Linked DNA regions of Homo sapiens: region 2 is linked to region 1. A link is an interaction called in ENCODE POLR2A ChIA-PET data of the cell type or tissue named here. Cell type or tissue: OCI-LY7. All regions are shown on one strand.

What was found. Peaks named below come from ENCODE experiments on the same cell type or tissue, not always from the same donor. Only the 100,000 strongest peaks of a DNase experiment are listed, where the experiment ranks them.
Region 2: POLR2A ChIA-PET joins it to region 1 with 5 read pairs; 2 of 35 experiments call an interaction of 5 or more read pairs at or near these places.

The regions. Positions count from the first base shown.
Region 1 is chr20:20,667,733-20,670,232 of GRCh38, reverse strand. The region is part of intron 3 of RALGAPA2 (Ral GTPase activating protein catalytic subunit alpha 2); the gene reads left to right. Among named protein-coding and RNA genes, the nearest start is that of RALGAPA2, 44 kb to the left of the region's middle. In OCI-LY7, no CTCF peak of the experiment used is centred here; a DNase peak (open chromatin) is centred at 1,412.
Region 2 is chr20:21,364,015-21,366,514 of GRCh38, reverse strand. It overlaps XRN2 (5'-3' exoribonuclease 2), which reads right to left. Exons shown (of 30, transcript NM_012255.5): 25 at 1,026-1,094; 26 at 811-942. Among named protein-coding and RNA genes, the nearest start is that of NKX2-4, 32 kb to the left of the region's middle. In OCI-LY7, no CTCF peak of the experiment used is centred here; no DNase peak of the experiment used is centred here.

The sequences.
Region 1 (2,500 bases):
TTACAATTCATTTATTCATCAGACACATTTATTAGGTATGCACTGTGTCAGACACACGTAGGTGCTGGAGATACAACAATGAGCAAGGTAGCCAGAGCCTCCCGTCCTCATGGAGTATAAATTACCATTTCGTGGTGAGCGGAAGAGTCTACTGGTAAGAATGAATTCATGTCAGAGCTCCAGTAATGACCTTCTGAATCACAGAAAATCCTGAATGGTTCTTTTCAGAAGTGATATTTTGGTGATGGTTCTTGAATTAGTTACCTGCATAAGGGAAAGGAGAGTTGGTGTAGAAACACAAGGTACTTGGTGAATGGGTCTCAAGATCAAATAATTCACATTGAGAACCTTCTGGATTCAAGCTTGACAGGTTATTTTAATGGTACCTGAGATTCGTTTTAATCAGGTGTGGTAAGGCACAGAAACATGAAAATGATTGTTATGAAGGAAGAAGTTTTAATTATGCTCACAGGCCTCTAGAAACAGACATGTCACACAGAGCCAAACAGGGAAGCACCAAGGCAAAATCAGTACGCAAAGAGGAAAGGGAGCGACAGAGACAGAACTGAGGGCAGGAGCTTTTATTGTGTTTTTTTGCAGGAAGGAATGGGCAAGGCCAGGTAAGTAAACTACATAGGCTTAGGACTGGATAGTTTGAATAATTTCAGCTGACAGGGCTGTAGGGGTAGCTCCTGGTTGTCCAGCACCTGGCCCCTGGATGATTGAGGGGAGGGGGATAGAGTCCATAAAAGGATGTGGTTGGGGTTACGGATTTGGGATTGGTTGGTTTGCATATCAGAAACATGCTCTGAGCCACTATCTTTGGGAATTTGCTAACCCTTGGAGGGGCATCCTTCCTATGTCATTGAGGCCCCAGATGTCAGCACATCAAGAATACAGAGAATAAGACAATATAGTTAATTCAGAGATACTGTTTCAAGCTTTCTGCCATGTTGTATGCCATCCCCTTTTACTAGAGAAATAGAATAGTTTGGAGTTATACATGTATGTTTTAGAAAGTTTATAGAATTTGATATTTCCTCACCCTCCCACACTCCAATTAAAATACATCGACACAAGAGGCTTAATTTCAAAACGTAAACATGTTCTGGCATTGGAGTGCCACTCATTTGGATGTTCTTCAAATATCACAGGATTTGAAATCACAGATAAACAGATTCTTTATTCTAAATTTTATTTAAATTACCCCACTATATTAAACCCTGTTTCTATCTTGTCATTAGCCTTCCTAGAGACCTGAATGAGTTCTTTATAGTCTGTAAAGTGTGGCCCAGGCTGGTCTAACACTCACAGTCCTCTCCCTGGCTCTCAGTGTAGCTCTTCTTCATATTTTGTGGTTACTCTGTGGAAGTGCTCTGTCGGGCTAACACTGCCCCTTTATCTCTCTTTGCATAGTTTCACTTCTGCCTCTTAGTTTATTCAGTTCTCTTTTCAGGGACTGCCCTTAGCTCTTCTCCCCATCTGGCCCATTCTCTCAGGACCTGTTTAGACCCACCAATTTCTCCTGGCAACTCCTGCTGGAAGTGCTCATTCTTTCCTTTGGACTCATATAATAGCCCTGCCTTGTGTTATCATTTGACTGTGGCTGGATATCCATAGTTATCCCTTAATGTGGCTATGCCTTAGTTTCCTAATGAGAGTGTAAAAACTCTAACTCCATGTTTTTTATGTGCATTTTTGTACATATTTTTGAGTGGAAGAGGGACAAGGACATATAAAATGAACAAGAAAAGCAAATTCTTCCAAAGCCAACAACCGTGACTTAACAATCCTTTGTTACTTTTTTCTTTTCTTTTCTTTTCTTTTTTTGAGACACAGTCTCGCTCTGTTGCTCAGGCTGGAGTGCAGTGGCACTATCTTGGTTCACTGCAACCTCCGCCTCATGGGTTCAAGCAATTCTCCTGCCTCAGCCTCCCAAGTAGCTGGGACTACAGGCACCTGCCACCATGCCTGGCTAATTTTTGTATTCTTAGTAGAGATGAGATTTTACCATATTGGTCAGGCTGGTCTCAAACTCCTGGCCTCAGGTGATCCATGTGGCTAGTGGCTACTGTATTGGACAGGGAGGCTCTAGAGTCCTCCAGTAGAGCCGTATCTCATCGTTTGAAAGACCACTTTTCATTGTTAAACATGGTTAAATCCTTAGTATCTTGTACATCTGTATCCTTGTAATGCAGGGGACTTTGACTTAAGGTTTAGGATTTTACTGAAATGGTTTCTCTGGGCTTCTTCTTATTACCAGAGTGCCCTTGGCTGAGGGGAATGAGCATTTACCTCCACAGGTTGGAGAAGCATGGCTCCAAAGTGACCCTCTGCAAACAGAATTGAAAAGCCATGCACAATGTCATTCTACTGTTTTCATGCATTTTTTAAAATGAAAATAATGTTAAATAAAGGCTAGCCAAATTCCTTAGGACTTCATCTCCCCACCACACCTTCAACCTTTCTCCATCTGTTTCCCCTTCAAGATAAAGAAAAC
Region 2 (2,500 bases), 700 kb before region 1:
CGCAATCTCAGCTCACTGCAAGCTCCGCCTCCCAGGTTCATGCCATTCCCCTGCCTCAGCCTGCCAACTAGCTGGGTCTACAGGCGCCAGGCGCCTGCCACCATGCCCAGATAACTTTTTGTATTTTGTTTAGTAGAGACGGGGTTTCACTGTGTTAGCCAGGATGGTCTTGATCTCCTGATCTCATGATCTGCCTGCCTCAGCCTCCCAAAGTGCTGGGATTACAGGAGCGAGCCACCGTGCCCGGCCCAAACCCAGTATTTTCATAAAGTTTATATATATAATATATATATATAAACTATATTATATATATAAACTATAAATATAATATATATTTATATATATTATATAAACTATAAATATATATTTATATATGTTATATATATAAACTATAAATATAATATATATTTATATATGTTATATATATAAACTATAAATATAATATATATTTATATATATTATATAAACTATAAATATAATATATATTTATATATATTATATATATAAACTTTATGAAAATACTGGGTTTCGGCCGGGCACGGTGGCTCACTCCTGTAATTATATATATATAAATTTATAATTTTATATATATATTATATTATATATATTATATATATAATTATATATTATATAATATTATATATAATTATATATTATATATGTAATTATATATTATATATAATATATATAATATATAATCATATATTATATATATGGCATAAATTTATATATATGGCATAAATACTGACTTGTTTTATGGGATGATTCAGAAAAAGCAAAATATACAAGGGCTAAAAACTGACAACTCACCCCAAAGTCCTGAAGGCTGCCTGATCCAGGTGCACAGGCCTCCGGTCACGGTTAAAGCCAAGCTGAGGCTTCCACTGCCGTCCATTGCTGGATTTTTCCCAGTCACTAGGTTTCAGTACTGCTGCTGGCTTTCTGACCATTTAAAAAGACAACACTTAGTAATAGGGATGAAAACCATTTGTACAAAATAAATCTAGGTAATTTACTGTTGTTACCTTGCTCCTGGAAGCATTACAGCTTTAAAAATGTAATCTTCAGCAAACTGTGGGTCTTTAAAATTAATACTGGAAAAGAACAAGAAACAATTCAATGATCTGATTATATCAGCCTGTCTTATCATGTAGACTGAGGTATTTTTCATGTTTAAGTCCTCTCCAAAAATTATTTTAGTTAATAAATGGGTTTGACAAATGGCTAAATGTCTTCCTCACCAAACTGTCTCTAATTCCTGGTACATATAACCTTCATGTAACTTTCTCTGAGGGAAAAGTTATGTTCTAGCTGACTATTGGTGATGACAGAGAAGTAACAGACATTGCCCCAACTCAAATTTCAAAATGATATTGTAGACAGGTCGAAGAGGTTTACAACAACAAAAAATAAAAATAAAATAACCTTTAATTTTGTTCAGTCCACTGCAAAAACCCCAAAGCATCTTGAGGCAGATTAGCTCTTATTTTAATAAAGAAAAGATGGATATACCAATAGAAATATTTGCAAAATCAAAAAATGCACACAAATAGCTAAGAAATCTATGGTGCGGGGGGGATGGACTTAACAAAAAAAATTAAACTTCACAGTTGGACCCTTGTACCCTTCTCTCCTAATGTGTTATTTTTAAGTAATAAAATAATTTTCACCATTTGAAAACTACACAAATATGCTTTTTTTTTTTTTTTTGAGACAGGTCTCGCCCTGTTGCCCAGGCTGGAGTGCAGTGGCACACTCACAGCTCATTGCAGTCTCAACCTCCCAGGCTCAGAGATCCTCTCACCTCAGCCTCTCTCATAGCTGAGACTACAGGTACACAACACCATGCCCGGCTAATTTTTGTATTTTTTGTAGAGATGGGGTTTCCCCACATGGCCCAGGATGGCCTTGAACTCCTGGACTCATAAGACCCACCCACCTCAGCTTCCCAAAGTGATGGGATTACAGACATGAGCCACCGCGCCTGGACAGTATAACTATTTTTAAAAGCTATACACTCAGGCTTTGAGTATAAGCTGGGTCGAACTTCTTTTCTGGTAGTGATAGCCGTGGTAGTGGTATGTATGTGTGTTTACCTATCCCAAAGGTTGGTAAGTACCTAAGTCTGTCTTCTGACATAGCAATGCTTCTTCCAGGACTCTGGTTATACACCAGATTTATACTTAAGGATACTTATAACACTATTATTCATAATGTTTCAAAGACTGTAAAACCCAAGTGTATGAATAACAGTGGACTGGTTAAAAAAACTAGTCCTTCCTAAAAAGGAAGAACTCAGATAATATTTTTAAAAATTTAGTAATAGAAGGTTGGGTGCAGTGGCTCACAAGGTCAGGAGATCGAGACCATCCTGGCTAACACAGTGAAACCCCATCTCTACTAAAAATACAAAAAATTAGCTGGGCGTGGTGGCGGGCGCCTGTAGTCCCAGCTACTCGGGAGGCTGAGGCAGGAGAATGGTGTGAACCTGAGAGGCAGA